Regions from separate parts of the Homo sapiens genome. Here region 2 is linked to region 1. A link is a loop called in an ENCODE intact Hi-C map of the cell type or tissue named here. Cell type or tissue: PC-9. All regions are shown on one strand. Each heading gives the region's core, and the rest is flanking DNA. Links, peaks and the distances in the headings are about the cores only.

Evidence for each region. Peaks named below come from ENCODE experiments on the same cell type or tissue, not always from the same donor. Only the 100,000 strongest peaks of a DNase experiment are listed, where the experiment ranks them.
Region 2: it touches region 1 in a loop (14-fold over the local background); 2 of 110 quality-filtered maps call a loop at or near these places.

The regions. Positions count from the first base shown.
Region 1 is chr12:27,615,333-27,623,675 of GRCh38, forward strand. All of the region lies in intron 2 of PPFIBP1 (PPFIB scaffold protein 1), which reads left to right. Among named protein-coding and RNA genes, the nearest start is that of REP15, 77 kb to the right of the region's middle. In PC-9, for the core only: no CTCF peak of the experiment used is centred there; DNase peaks (open chromatin) are centred at 2,969 and 4,159; H3K27ac peaks cover 962 bases.
Region 2 is chr12:27,340,451-27,348,793 of GRCh38, forward strand. The region is part of intron 1 of BMAL2 (basic helix-loop-helix ARNT like 2); the gene reads left to right. Among named protein-coding and RNA genes, the nearest start is that of BMAL2, 12 kb to the left of the region's middle. In PC-9, for the core only: no CTCF peak of the experiment used is centred there; DNase peaks (open chromatin) are centred at 701, 3,341 and 4,011; H3K4me3 peaks cover 1,786 bases; H3K27ac peaks cover 5,779 bases.

The DNA.
Region 1 (8,343 bases), core at 305-8,304:
AAAGGGTAACATCAAAAAGACCATAATCATGCATGCAAAATGCATGTCCACACCCAACAGAGGGGTGGGTGGAATTCAAGACCAATTTGTGTTGGATTCCAAGATAAAAAGGGACTAAGTGGATGTGCCTGTGTTTCCTCAAGGAGGAATTTATGGTATTTACTAGCACAAAGCAATCACTTAAAAGTTGAGTCAAATATTCCTGTACTTGCTTATAGGCATAGTCTATAATAAGGTAATGATTCATCTAGTTCCAACTTCACAGTAATAATCTTGGGTTATAGATGTGGAAAAAGGATTACATTTATCTGGTTTAATCTCATTTTACAAACAAGGAAAATGAAGCCTGGAAAATTTGTTTGAGCAATATGCTCTGTAACATCTCATAACTCCCAGTGGTATCATTTTCCACAAAAGAGGCAGAGTAGAGGGAAGAAAATGGTGTCCACAGGGCAGGGTCAGGGACCAGCCACACTCCAATCCCTGCTGGTGACTGCCCTCAGCCATCCTGGTGGCCTCAGCTGAGACCCAAGCCCTCCCCCAAAAGAATTGTCCCAGGATAACTCAGATATCACTAGTCATCTGGCGGATAAAGGCAAAGTTTGCATGAAAGTGGCAATTTGGGGGAGACATTTAAATGTTTCCATGCCTCATTTTCCTCTTCTATAAAAAGGGAATAATAGTATGTTTGTTCTAAATCGCTTGGGTACTTACTAAGCACTTAATAAATATTAGTTGTTATTGTTTTCTTTTTTCCGTTCTCAATTCTTTTCCCTCTCTGCCTTCCTCCCTCCTCTTTTCCCTCCTTTCCTTTTTATACCCCATCTGCATTGTTTTCAAGCATAATACATAGGGCATGAGAGATATTTTTCTTTAAAAATCTGGCTGTTTTTGTGCTTTCTTCCCAAAATTTCCAGAACTCAGTTTTATCAGTATATTTTGAGAACCCCACTGGTGGACATTTAGGTTGTTTGCAGATTTTTTTTTTTTTTTGGTTCTGTTTGAATCCCTCCTCTTCTACTTTGTAGCCCTGTAATCTCTTCAAGAGATGATGATCTTTGATGGCATTTTGGGGGTGATGTTCAGGTGGCAGCCAGATTGGAGGGGACCGTGGAGCAGACTGTGTGACTACTCATTCCAAGGGCATCATTGTGGAGAGTAAGCACTGGATCGTAACACAGGAAGGGTGAGGGAAGTGTCTGGGAGTGTTTTTTGTTTGTTTGGGGCTGGGATTTTTAGATCCAGAAGGTTTTCAACATATTTCTTAGTTTAGCAGAACGAAACAGAGGAATGGAAGAGATTGAAGATGTAAAAGAGTGAAGGAATAATTGTCTGAAAGCTTGGCATGAGATCAAGAATAAAAGGGCGGAGACTCTTCCTGTGATGGAAGGCCAGGGGCCAAGAACAGACAAGCAAGTCTACAAAGGAGCTTTAGATAGAGGGTTCCCCAGGATTGGCTTTGAGATTCTCAGTGTGGGGGGATCTGGAGTAATCTGCTGAGATTAAGTGTTGGAGGAATAGGAACAGGTTAGGGGAGAGTTTTATAGGAATTTTTAGAGACAGCCATTATGAGAAATGTGACAGGGAGGGAACTAATGATGGATAAAAGGATTCTTGAGTAACATTAAGTGCCCAGTCAAGATTAGACAGCAGGCATTTGAAGTGGAGCCAACTCAACTTCCTCTGGCTGTGCTTGGTACAGCTAAATCAAGAGGCAGCAAGATGTTTCATGTGGAAAAATAAATTTTTAACACTCTATTATTCTTTAACGGAGGGCAGGAATTGAAGCATCCTTATATGAAGATAATTCAAAGACATCCAATAGAGGTGGCATAAATACCAAAAATTTGAAAAGTATGTTGTTCCGCAGCCTTGTTTTTAGGCTCAAATAAACACCCCATTAAGTAGAATGTATACCCCGATCACTTAGAATACTCAAGTTTCGAGGTGCCACTTAAAAATAAGGCAGATGCTGTACTTAGCTAGGGAAAAGGTATGTCTCTTGGCAGGTGGGATCCCTTCACCTGGTCCACAAGATGGACTTAATTGGAAGCAAATACAGAATTGGAGACGGTCAATCAAATGGAAGCTCCTCAGTTCCTAGATCAGTTTCTGGTACATGGTAGGTAAATGAGAAATACTTTGTGAATAAAGTACAATTGTCCCTTGGTATCCATGGAGGATTGGTTCTAGGATCTCCTGAGGATCCCAAAAATCCATAGCGGCTCAAGTTCCTTATATGAAATGATGTAGTATTTGCCTATAACCTTCACACATCCTCCCGTATATGTTAAATCATCTCTATATTACTTAGAATACCTACTACAATGCAAATGCTATATAAATAGTTGCTCTACTGTATTTTTAAATTTCTTTTTTTATTTGAATATTTTAAATCTGTGGTTGGTTAAATTCATAGATATGAAATTCATGGATACAGAGGGCTGACTATATATATGTATGTATATGAGTAAATGTATAAATTTATTCATGTCACTTTGGAGCACTAGTCCTATGAGACATAGTAAAATATGGAAAATCCTGACTATATTGATCATTTAGTAGTCCTGCCCACGTCATTCAACATGTAGCTGTGGTAAAAGCAAGTTTTCAAGTTCCTGTCAAGACAACTCAACACATTTACTCTCTTCTGCTTCTCTGCCTCCCTCATTCCCTCTCTCCTGAAAGTTACGGGTTGTCAGAACTTTTATTGAAATGAAAACAAAATCTAAGTTGATTCTCTAAGACATGAAAGAGTCAGAGTCTAACAAGTCCATTAATATTCTATTCTTTCCTATGCAGTACTGCAAAGCATGTTTGGTGATGATAAAGGAATAGTTTTGTTTTGATGGATACAAATAGTTGTTATTTATTTCATGATCACCATGGTAAGTGTAAACCAAAAATAAAATTCCAACCACCTGAATGGACCCCTCCTCTCGGCCAAGGGCATTCCAAAGTTAACCCGAAAAACTAGTTTAGGCCGTGATGGGAAGGGGGAGCCCAACATGACTCATTATTCCCTCTTCCTTTTTGGAATTACTGATAGAATAATCTTTTAAAGTCTGATAAGAAACATTGACAATCTATTCTCTGAAGCTTCCTACCTGGAGGCTTTATCTGCATGATAAAACCTTGGTCTCCACAACCCCTCATCTTAACCCAGACATCCCTTTCTATTGATAGTAAGTCTTTAGATAATAACAACTTTTTCAACCAATTGCCAATCAGAAATTCATTGAATCTACCTATAATCTGGAACTAACCAACCTCCCTCCCCCAAATTGTGCTCCCTTTCTGGACTGAACCAATGTAGATCTTACATGTATCAATTGATGCCTCACGTCTCCCTAAAATGTATAAAAGCAAGTTGTAGCCTGACCACCTTGGGCACATGTTCTCAGGATCTCCTGAGGGCTGTGTCACAGGCTGTTGGTCACTCATGTTTGGCTCAGAATAAATCTCTTCAAAATATTTTACAGAATCTGCCTCTTTTCATTGCCATAGACTTGATAGAGAAATTTTAAGAGTGGGTCTTTAGTCCTTAAAAAGCTCGATCTAGTAGAGACAACATTCCAAGGACCTGGTTAAGTGAGGCTGCTTGCCAGAGATACACTTTTTCCTTAGCCAAGTATAACATCTATTAGAGATAACCAGTGGTTCCATATGGTACTTGGTAACAGAGGCTGAGAGAGAATGGGTGTGGGGAGAGACAAGTGCTATAGGAGTACTTGATGATGCGGTAATCTTCCTTGAGTATTCTGCCATGACATTCAGTTTTTATATACGAGATCCAGGCACAGCCGTCACTGGGTATCCACGGGGAGTTGGTCCCACGACCTCCCACAGATATCAAAATCCAGAGATGCTCAAGTCCCTGATATAAAATGGCATCGAATTTGCCTATAACGTAAGAATATCCTCCTGTATACTTTAAATCATCACTAGATTACTTATAACACCCAATACAATATAAATGCTAGGTAAATCTTTGTTGTGTTGTTTAGGGAATAATGACAAGAAAAAGTCTGTAAATGTTTAGTCACAGACACATTTTTTTTTCAAATATTTTCTATTCATAGTTCTTTGAATCCACTGATGATGCACCCACAGATATGGAGGGCTGGCTGTATTTCATCAAATTTCAGTGTAAAGGATGACAGGGTAATGACTCACCCAGAAGATATTTTTATAGTTCCTCCTGTTTCCTTCCTTTGATGGATGAGGGAAATGCTGTCATACTCAGAAGTTGAGAGTGGGCAGTTAGTTGCCTCAGTAAATGGCCACTCCATCCTCCTATGGCTTAGGCCATAGTCTTGAGTTTGTCCTTTCTCCCAAATGCTATATCCAGTTCTGTTGGCATTTACATCAAAAATATACACAGGGCAATAGAAACGTTGCTGTCTTTGTTAGGGGTATGTTACATAGGTGTATGTATTTGTCAGAACACATCAAACTGTGCAGTAAAGATCTGTGCATTTCACTCTCTAAATTATAACTTAATTCATATGTGTAATGCATCCTAATATGTATAGTAATATACATTTTGTATTCAGAATATATAGCAATATGCGTTTATATATATACATATATATTTACTATATGTGTATTCACACATACATACATTTTATATATATATTTACATATATATACACGCACATATTTACTATGTGTGTATTCACACATACATACATAGCTAGTGTCCCATCACCATCTCTACTGCTCACACCCTGACCCGAGCCACCAATAGAACACCTCTCATCTGAATTGTTGCAGTTGTTTTCTGACTGTTCTTGCTTCTACCTCTGTCACCCCTGCAGTGTGTTCTTAGGAAGGATACTTCTTAAAACAGAAATCAGATCATGTCATTCCTTGGCTCAGAACCCTCCAGTGGCCTTCCATCTCCATGCTCAATTGAAGTCAAAGCCTGGCTGCCATGGAGGCCCCAGATTCCACTACCCCACCACTCCCACCACGCCTTCTGTGCCTCTGGGACCACATTCCCTACTAACCCTCTGGCTCACCAGCTTCCGGCCCACTAACCTCAAACATCAACTACATGAAGCTCTCCCTTCTAGGGGCCTTTGCATTTACTGTTGTTTCTCCCTGGAAGCTCTTCTCAGATATTTCTGTGACTTTCTCCCTTCACTTTCTTCAAGGTTTTAATCAATGTCACTTTATCAGTGGGGCCTTCCATGATTATCTGATCAAAACTTTTAAGTGCCTGCCATTCCCTTTCTGCACAAAGAGCTGGCACGGTATATAATTAAGAGGATGCGCTCTGCTGCCAGACTGTCTGACTTCACATCATTTTCTAGCTGTGTGACTTGGTGCCTCAGTTTGATCACTTTCTGTGCCTCAGTTTGATCACCAATAAAGTGGGGATAAGTATTGTGTCCTTAGGGTTATTGTAAGGATTAATTGAATTGATATATGAAAAGCACTAAAAACAGTGCCCGGTACAGAGTAAGCTAATGTTAATGTTATTCCTCTTGCTTGCTTCGTTATTTTTCCCATAACACTTATCAATCACCTTCTCACCTGCTATATATTTAAACTGTTTATTTTTTGTGGTTTCTTGCCGTTACAATGTATGCGCCATCAGAGCAACAACTTTTTACTTTTTTTCCTCTTCTATTTTCTTTCTTTTTCTTCACTACTGTACCTTCATCACTTAGAATAGTGCCTGATATGCAGTAGGTACTTAATAAATATTGTGTAATCAATGGGTGAATGAGAGAAGAGTCTGTGCACTTTCAGGAGGCTGTAGGATAAGGTAGGTTAGGGAAGGGGCTGGAAACATTTTCTGCAAAGAGCCAGATAGTAAATATTTTAGGCTTCGTGAGTTACAACTACTCAACTTTGCTGTTGTGGCATGAAAGCCACCATAGATGATACGTAAACGAATGAATGTGACTGTGTTCCAAAGAAACTTTATAAAAACAGGCAGTGGGCTAGATTTGACCATAGGTCATAGTTTGCCAACTCCTGGGTTGGGGAATAATTTTTGGCTTTACTTTCCTCCTTCTCATTACTCCTCCCTTCAGCCAGCAATTAGTGCTATTCACTCAGAACTGAAATATGAATAATTTGAAAAGCATTACATTACCCCTTAGTATTTGGCTCAGTATTCGTTAATTGTACAAATTTTCCATATGTCTCTTAATATTGTAATAGGAAATAACAATGTTAAGAATATATTTTGAAGTTTCAGGGCTCTGGTTTTCATTTCTCTTCTCCCACAGCCGAAAACTGGTAATTCTGGCCAGGAGCACGTATGCTATAAAGGAACAAGCAGTGTTGGCATTCCTCTTACTGTATGGCCAAGAGTGTAACTGACACCCAGTTGGAATAGAAACCAACAGAAATTACCTACAAGACAAACTGTTGAGTTTATAAGATTATTTATAAAAACTTATTCCTCCACAAAACTGTTTCCTTGCCCACAGTTTTTACCACTCTTCCCAATCGATTTTATGTGCTCACAAGTTCTTGCAGCTTTTTAATGCAGTGAGTTTTTGACCATGTGACAAACTGAAACTTTAACACAAAATATATAGCTTTTATTGTTGTAATTAAAGCAGACCTGAAATTAGACTCATTTTGCTGATATGATCCATTGTGATTAGACATATAAGCAGTCCAACTACGTGACTGCAACTGATGTGAATTTGACGCAACCAGAAATGGTTTTTGTGTCACCTCTTCTGAACTTAGCAGCCCATCCTTATTGTCGGTGCTAACAGTTTTCCACTTGCCGTTTAATTGTCTTCATCATTTTATATGTGTGGAAAGAGAACAGACCTGGACCATCCTCCCCATTTGTTGGGGTTTTCTTGCTCCCTGTGTTGCACCTTTTTACAGCTGTGGTCCAGGGCTGCAGTTTCCAATCAGAGTGTGATGTAACCTACTCCCAAGACACCTGGCCAGTTTGCCCCCCCAGAGCAGTGCTGCTCAAACCATCTCTTGGGAAAGACCATTTTGTTTTTCCATCATGAATTGATTCATTTTCTAAAATTCAATTTAAAAAGAAAATTGAGTTGCCAGCAGAATTATCACATAATTGGATATCACAGCAAGGCCAAGTTGCGATGTAATTTTTAAAACATTTATTCTCAATTTCTGTACTTACAGTAGACCGGTAACAGTTTGTGCACCAGCTCCAGTCCACAGACCATATTCTAAGCAATGCCACTTCAGTGGTTTTCACTCCAGTGGTTTTCAAACGTTTTTAACCCAGTATAAAGTATGCATTCGTAGGCTGTAAAACACATGAATGTGTAGACACCTGTGCAGACACACACACGCACATACTCTGAAACCACTGGAATGTCAGCCCCCTAAGGGCAGAGCTTCGCTTTTCTTGGTCTTTTTCACTGTTCTGCGTCTAATACCTGGCGCATAGGAGGCCCTCAATCAATATTTGTTGCAGGTATGTGTGTGTGTATGTGTGTGTCTGAATAATCAAATCAAAATTTTCACACGATAATGCTTAACCTTTACTCCTGATGAAATAGCCTTTTGTTGTCTATTTAATAAAAAGAAATACTGATTTTAGTCTAATAATTCTATTTCAGTACATTCTAATTTTAGGAGTCGTGACCCATGGTTTATAAAACATTCCTTTAGAAGGTGCTCATGTATAGGAATTTATTATTCTTTTCTTCTTCACAACTTTGAGTAGCTGTTGCTCACTCCTGTCTTCCTATGGGTATACATATCCCAGAACTGCTTATATCTAGGAAGCAGTCCATGTAGCCTGCATACATTAGGTTGGTAGGCCTGTGAAGGAAAATAGAGATAGATGAGTCTCCAGGTTTTAAAGAGTTAAAAAGAAGGGAAGAATGAGGTTAGAGTTAGAGTGGGTAGAGCAATAACAAGTTGAAACAGACCCGCTGATACTCCTCCATAATACTGGGGACTAAGTTTGCAAACTCTTAGGAATAATGTCATTCCAAAATAGTACAATGAATTTGATTCGCCTACATCTCAAAGAGCATGAAATTTCAGTTTTTAAGATTGTGGATAGCAAGGCTAATAATAATGATCGCATTTATCTAAATGTATCTTAAAATTTAAGGTCATGGCTCGGTGCAGTGTCTCACATCTGTAACCCCAGCACTTTGGGAAGCCAAGGGGGAAAGGATTGCTTGAGCTCAGGAGTGTGAGACCAGCCTGAGCTATATAGCGAGACCTGGCCTCTACTAAAAATAAAAATTTTAAAAATCAGCTGAGTATGGTCGCACCCACCTGTGGTCCCAGCTAGTGGGGAGGCTGAGGTGGGAGGATCACTTGAGCCCAGAAGGTCAAGGCTGCAGTGAGCCGCGATCATGCCACTGCACT
Region 2 (8,343 bases), core at 88-8,087, 280 kb before region 1:
TCCAATAGTCTATATGTCTGTTTTTGTACCCCTCCCATGCTTTTTGGTTACTGTTGCTTTGTAGTATAGTTTGAAGTTAGGCAATGGTGATACTTCCAGCTTTGTTCTTTTTGCTTAGGATTGCCTTGGCTATTCGGGCTTTTTTTTTGGTTCCATATGCATTTTAAAGTAGTTTCTTCTGGTTCCGTGAAGAATGTCATTGGTAGTTTGATAGGAATAGTATTGAAACTACAAACTGCTTTGGGTAGTAGATAGTCCATTTTAACAATATTGATTCTTCCTATCCATGAGCATGGAATGTTTTTCCATTTTCTGTGTCATCTCTGATTTCTTTGAGCAGTGTTTTGTCATTCTCATTGTAGAGATTTTTCCCCTCCCTGTTAACTGTATTCCTATGTATTTTATTCTTTTTGTGGTGGTTAAGAATGGGACTGCATGCCTGATTTGGCTCTCAGCTTGACTGTTGTTTATGTATCGGAATGCTAGTGATTTTTGCACATTGATTTTGTATCCTGAGACTTTGCTGAAATTATGCATCGGCTTAAGGTGCTTTTGGCCCGAGACTATAGGGTTTTCTAGATACAGAATCATGTCATCTGCAAAAAGGGATAGTTTGACTTCCTTTCTTCTTACTTGGATGCCCTTATTTCTTCCTCTTGACTGATTGCTCTGGCGAGGACTTCTAATACTATGTTGAGTAAGAGTGGTAAGACAGGACATCCTTGTCTTGTGCCAGTTTTCAAGGGGAATGCTGCCAGCTTTTGCTCATTCAGTATGATGGTATTATGTTGGCTGTGGGTTTGTTGTAGATGGCTCTTATTATTTTGAGGTATGTTCCTTTAATACCTATTTTGTTGAGGGTTTTTAACATCAAAAGGTGTTGAATTTTATCAAAAACCTTTTCTGCATCTGTTGAGATAATCACGTGGTTTTTGTCTGTAGTTCTGTTTATACAATGAATCATATTTATTGATTTGCATATGTTGAACCAAACTTGCTCCCCACGGATAAAGCCTATTTGATCATGGTAGATAAGCTTTTTGACGTGCTGCTGGATTTGGTTAGCGCAGCTACTTATCTCTTTAAATATACTTCACATTCTTCTGAAAAGCATAAGTACTATTTCATTTATTTCCGTGACAGCCTATTGGGAAGCAGGTATCTGCACTTTCCACATTTATTCGGCATAATGACCTATGTTGTTCTACCATCCCCATCACTCTGTGCCCTTGATGTGGGTACGTGCTCCAGATATGCTCGCAGAAAAGAACCTGGAGCACTTACAGACTTTTCCTGTGCAGTTCCATGGGACAAAGCTGAAGACCCTCAGCCTTGACTTCCGATACAAACACTTAATGAAGGTTTTTAAACAATAAGAAATCCGGTGCCCTGTGTCTGAACATACTCCTAATATGAAAAGAGCACTCATGGAAACAGCTAAGTGTGGTGACATCAGGAGATGTCTTGTTTGTTTGTTTTGTTTTTATTTATTTTTTTTATTTTTGAGACAGAATCTCACTCTGTCGCCCAGGCCAAAGTGCAGTGGTGTGATCTCGGCTCACTGCAACCTCCACCTCCTGGGTTCAAGCAATTCTCATGCCTCAGCCTCCCGAATATCTGGGACCACAGGTGTGCACCACCACAGCCAGCTAATTTTGTATTTTTTTAGTAGAGACGTGGTTTCATCATGATGGTCAGGCTGGTCTCGAACTCCAAGCCTCAAGTGATCTGCCCACCTTGGCCTCCCAAAGTACTGGGATTACAGGCATGAGCCACTGCACCCAGCCAGTTGTTCTTATTTTAATTCAGTTACAATGCAGAGGAACTCTGTCTTAGAAGTTACTTGTAAACAGAAACTCTATATATCAAAATACATTGTCTCTTATTTAGAAGCAGAGAATATAGCGAGAATATGTTATTGTGCCAATAGAGTACTTAAGCTATAAGTGTATTTTATAGAAATGCAGATTTTAAGAGATAGATCAGTATACATCTGATCTGTAGATTGAATCTATACCATCCATACAGTAGATGGGATTGAAATTGATTGAATACTTGACAGAGGGCATTATCAATAGATGTTAAAAGGAATAGAAGATTATCCAGACTAATAATTGTTTTGTTAAAGATCTAGAGAAAAGTTTTGATGAAACAGTGAACACAGTTTCCAGCTCTATCTTCTTTCCTTGAACACGTACCAGCTCCCTGGTTGGAGAATTAAATTTTCTCTTTGAGTTTACATGGCACCCAAAGATAGGCTGTGCTTACACTACCATGGAAACAAACAATATTGCATTGTAGGTAGGCCATCTCTTCTGTAACAAGTCACCGAGGCAACCACTCTGACCTAGAAAAGAGAGACTAAATCCAATTCTCCATGCATCATGGTGCTAGTGGCTTCTTTAGGACAATTCTCCTTTTCTTTAGTTTTCAACTTGAAATGCTAGCACTTTTGGCTTATCACTTCCTTTCAACAATAATCATAGCTACCTCTGGGGTATGTGGTCATAAGCAAAACAGCCTGATCTTAGAGGGATGTTCAATTCGCACCTCAAAGTTTAGAAGGCATCCAGAGCAAATTATTTAGCAAAAGGTTTAGAAATAATTTTCTTTCGCTGTTTCTCTAGGAAGCACATGGAAGCAAATTTAGATTGTGATCATCATTGTTTGTAGGGCATATTATGCCGAGATCGTATTAAAGCCATAAATATCACTTTGGGTTTTATTGCTTTTAAAGTCTATATTGTGTTTAAACACTGTATTTAACATCTATACTGTATTTGTAAAACTTTAACATTTGCTTGTTGCAGTGTCCTGCTTCCTTTTTTAAAAAAAGGCTCTTTCCTTTTTTCTAGAATAATCGCCATTCAGTGAAAAGATATACAGATGTATTTATGAACACTGATGCATTTTTTCCCCAAAGTTAAACGGAAGGTGTCTCATCTTGTTGCTACTTGAGTTGTCGGGAATCATGTATCTTTTATAGGCTTTGTGTAGAATTTGGCATATCCAACATGCTTGACTAGTGTGAATCATGATAATGGCCTACATTGTGTCTACTATTTGCTCATAACCTACAGGAATTATATTTTGTTGAGCTGTATTTTCCAGTATATAACAATGATCTCGGTGTAGACCATCCAAATCTAAATACGTTTTTGTGCCTTTGGAAAAACCTGCTGATGTTGAAAATGTTAAACCCTGCATTCTTCTTTTGTATCAGTCAGGCCTAGAACAAGTTAGGGGACTTTTCTGTGTTGATATAGAACTGAAATTCTGATGAACTGTGGTTTCTTGCTTTTGCCCATCCCTGGATTAGGTATAATGCCTATGAAATGCTGGCCTTTTCTGGAATGGTCATAGTCAGGGAAGCATTCTTCAGTGCTTATATCACTCTGATTACATTCTGCATCACAAATGAGTGGTTTCCCTTGACTCCAGTTTCCTTATAGTCATCATGAGTGTTTCTCCTCCCTCTTTGCCCTGTTTCAAAAGCTCAGCTTCTATAATTCTCTTTTTGGTTCTGTTAAATAGTTAAAATTCTTCATCTTTATTGAGTATTTACTATGTGCTAGGTGTTCTAAATGCTTTGCATGGTATAATTCATTAGATCCCCAGCAACTTATGAGGTAGGTACTATTGTTAATCCATGTTTCAGATGAGGAAACTGAGGCATAGAGAATTTAAGTACATTGCCTAAGATTAAGGCGGCAGAACTAGGGCTTGAACCCAGGCAGAGTGGCCTTCAGAGCTTTTAACCTTGCCCTAGATTGCATTCCTTTAGTGTCTGCAAGGCATTTGGATGTGGTTCCATTTCTATGGAGTGCTGATGTCTAAAACTGATCTTCTGGGAGGGAGTGTGGAATACTGGCCTACTTTGACTTTGAGAGCATCTGAGGTCTTTCACCTAATGATTGTGTGATGTTTGGCATGTGTATTAGTCAAGGTTCAACCAGAAGAGCAGAACCAATAGGAGATATATATTAAGAGATTAATTGCAAGGGATTGGTTTATGCAACTGTGGGGCTGGTTAGGCAAGACTGAAACCCACAGAGCAGGTTGTCAGTAAAGGCAGGCTGAACTCCAGCACAGACGGACCCTGCTGTTCACAGGTGGAGTTTCTTTTTCCTCAAGGAAGACTCCGCTCTGCTTTTAAGACTGTTCAACTGATTAAATCAGGCCTACCCAGATTATCTAGGATAATCTCTCTCACTTGAGGTCAACTGATCATGGGCTTTAATCACATCTACAAAATACGTTCACAACAACACCTAGAAAACTGTTTGACACAATAACTGAGGATTGTAGTGTAGCCAAGATGACATAGCAAAGTTGCTTTATTTCTCTGAGCCTTGGTTTTCTCACATGCTAAATGGGGATAGTAAACACCATAGACCTGTGAGGATTGTATAAAATATGTAAAGCATATGGTGCCTGGCGTGTCAGGAATCAGTAAAAGATGATATTATTTGCAGCAGTGGTGGGGATGTCAGCAGCTGCAGCTGTGGTCCCACCTACAGTAGTGACGTCGTCCTCATTTTCATCACTCTCTTGGTCATTCCTGTTCATGGCAGTGGATGGCTTCCTAACTGGTATTTCTGCCTCAAACTCTTTTAATTCATCCCCATTTTTTTCTCAAGGCTATCATGAAAAGCTTAAAAGTGTAGCCCACTACTCTCCAGCTTTGAAAAATGTCTTTTTGAAATCCAGGTACAATATGTTTATAGATTTCCTCAATTGGTGCAAACTGCAACTGCTTCCCCCCAAAAATGCCCCCTGCTCACTTGCTAAAAGGTAGTGCTGGGGAGGGCTGCATTCTGCAGTGGCATTGAAATTCATTCTAGGTGTCTTTCTTTCCTTTTCAGTTTCTGCAGTAATTGAGGATGGGACATGCATGAGAACTGTTTTAAGTTCTGTTTTTTTTATTTTCTTTTATTTAAACTGACATGTAAAACACAGCTGGGCATATTATTTCACCACTCTGAGCCTAAGTTTTCTCAGCTTTAAGATGAGTAAATTGGACAGGATAATTTCTTTTTTTATTATTGTTTATTTTATTGAGACAGGGTTCACTCTTGCCCAGGCTGGAGTACAATAGTATGATCACGGTTCACTGCAGCCTCCACGCCTTGGGCTCAAGTGATTCTCCTGCATCATCCTCTGCCTCTGGAGTGGCTGGTGTCACAGACGCATGCCACCATGCCCAGCTAATTTTTGTACTTTTGTTTTTTTTGTAGAAATGGGATTTTGTCATGTTGCCCAGGCGGGTCTCCAACTCCTGGGCTCAAGCTATCTGCCCATCTGGGCTTTCCAAAAGTGCTGGGATTACAGGCATGACCCACCACACCTGGCTGATAATTTGTTTTGTTCTTTTTCCCCTCTATTAATCTTTTATTGCAAAGTAAGAAAACCAGGTATGTTTTTAGGATTTTCTCCAAATGTTTTTTAGTAATTTTTATCTTTAAGAGCAAGACTAGTTTATTTTTCCATATTGAAGCAAATATTTAAAAGGGAATAATTATAGTTGAATCAAATAATAGATTAAAAAATTAGCCAGAAAACCTTTCACTTTTCTGTTCCATCAGACGAGAGACAATGTGTGAACAAATGAATGAGCTTGGGAACCATTTTAGTCTACTGGACTTGATAACTGTTTTTGTCCTTATTCTTAACTGCTTGTCCGAATCCAACTCATACTAATTTCCCTCCCATGTTTCTGATCTTTCTGTCTTATAAACTTTGATTTACCTTCTTACTTATTCCCACTTTATCTTATCTCCTGAATGTGATGATTAAACCTTTGTTTTGTTTGTTTGTTTGTTTGTTTTGAGGCGGAGTCTCACTCTGTCACCCAGGCTGGAGTGCAGTGGCACAATCTCAGCTCACTGCACCCTCTGCCTCCCAGGTTCAAGCGATTCTCCTGTGTCAGCCTCCTGAGTAGCTGGGACTACAGGTGCGCATGCCACTGTGCCCGGCTAATTTTTGTATTTTTAGTAGAGATGGGGTTTCACCATGTTGGCCAGGCTGGTCTCGAACTCCTGACCTCAGGTGATCCACCCACCTTGGCCTCCCAAAGTGCTAGGATTACAGGCGTGAGCCACCATGCCCGGCCTAAACCTTTGTTTTTAAAGTGTTACTCCCACCCTTTGCCATGATTCTCACTTTTCCTATGTGGCTGTTGTCCACCAATGCTGAAGAAGACATTCTTTTCCCATAGTCTGCTGTCAGACCGTGGCTCCCAGTTGATGTCACAGTTTTTGAAGATATACTTTAAGACTCTTAAAATTCAAAACCATAGGTGTGTAGTTGAGATGGTTCGGATGTTTGCCCCCTCCAAACCTCATGTTGAAGTTTGATCTCCAGTGTTGAAGGTGGGGCCTAATGGGAGGTATTTGGGTCATGGGGTGGATCCTTCATGAATAGGTTAACGTCCTTCCTTGAGGGTAAACGAGTTCTCACTCTAATTGTTTGTTAAAGCTGGTTGCTAAAAAGAGCCTGGTGCACCCTGCCCTCTTGCTTTCACTCTCCCCATGTGATCTCTGCACACTCTGGCTCCCCTTTACCTTCCACCTTGAGTGGATGCAGCCTGAGGCCCTCACCAGAAGCAGATGTCCCATCTTGAACTTTCCCACTATTAGAATCATGAGCCAAATAAACCCTTTTTATTGATAAATTACCTAGTCTCAGATATTCTGTTATAGCAACACTAGGTGGACTAAGTGTAGCTTAGTGCAGTAGTCAAGTACGAGATAAACCCAACATCTTTGGCATTGAATGTCACACAGGGAAGTGATATGGCTATTTTATGTACATCAAAACTTCAAGATTACACGCTGCATTTTCTTCACTAATATGCATAAATGATCTTATTTCTCAATAATTTTGGCCTTCCCCTTCATTTGCCCATACCACCAGAGGCATTCAAAGCCTTTGATTAATACCTGGTAGAACTCCAGGATACACAGGAGGATCTGTTAGATTTTTGAGTTCCATGAAGGATTAGTCTCTTTTGCCACCATCATATCTCCAGCCCTCAGCTCAGCATCTTGTTCACAGTAGGTGCTTGAGGAATATTTACTAATTGATCTGCAGGACATTGTAGGACCACAGCTGACAAGTACCACTCACCAGGTGGCCATCCATATAGGGGAATAGACTAGCTTTTTTTTAAAAAAAATATCCTTTCAACGAGGTTGTACTGCAAACTGGAAAACTGGTTTGAATATATTCTAAGGTTAAAACATAAACATTATTCTTCTGATGTTCACACCCATGCAGTTGGTTTGTGTTTTATCCTGAGTGCCATGCCCTTAGGATCAGCTAGGAAGAACCAACCTTAGTATGTACTGTGCAGGAGATCTAGGACACCTGCCGATTTTAAGGCAACCTTTAGTACACAGTCCAGTATGAGCAATGCAAGCAAATCCACATCTTACCTTAAACATGCTCTAAAATATATGTACTGTTGCATTGAGCAATCCTGGGAGATTCCCTGGCCCATCCTTACTGGTCTGACAGACATGTCATAATCAGGTAACCAGATCCCCTGTGGCTCATTTTAAATGGTGAGGCTAGCACAGCATAATCCCTGGGGCTCTCTGACACCTTGGCATTGTTTACAGTTTTACTCCCAGACTATTTACCCCAATCCAGATTAGTTCAGTTTTCCCACCTGCTAAGTGATTGCCTGAGTCCATTCTAACCATTCATATCTCTTCCCTCGTGTCAACCTTTTACTTTCCCCTATAACTCTGCCTTGGGCTCTCACTTTGCCTATGTTGAATATGGCTATAGTGAATAAATTACCTGCTGTTCTCTCTTTGGCTTTTTTGTTCAACATGATAGCTTGGTTTGAAGATAGTGATGTTCTTGTGGTCACTTTTGCACATGGCATACTTTGGGGAGGCTTAGGGAGGAGATAGATATAATCTGAATCCAGAAATATATTGATAGGGTAGTAGCAAAATTGATAGGGTGATACCAAAGAAGATTAAACTTAACAGAAAAAAAGGTAACATTTATTTTTTTTTAATCTTAATTGACAACATAACAAAGCAGTGCAGATGTGGCTTAACTTACCTAAAGCCACCTTTTAGACTTCAAAAACCACTCCTCACTTTAAGATTATATGACTTTTCACCTATATATATATTTTCCTTATACTTTTTATGGTTTTATTTCTTTACATTTAGCTCATTCATCCATCATAAATTCATGACAGTAAATAGGAAGAAATAGAGATTTAACTTTTTCTGAATAGTTATAGAATTGACTTAATACAAATTATTGCATAATCCATCATTTCCTCAATTATTGAGTGTGGGCAGTGTGTCTGGGATTGTG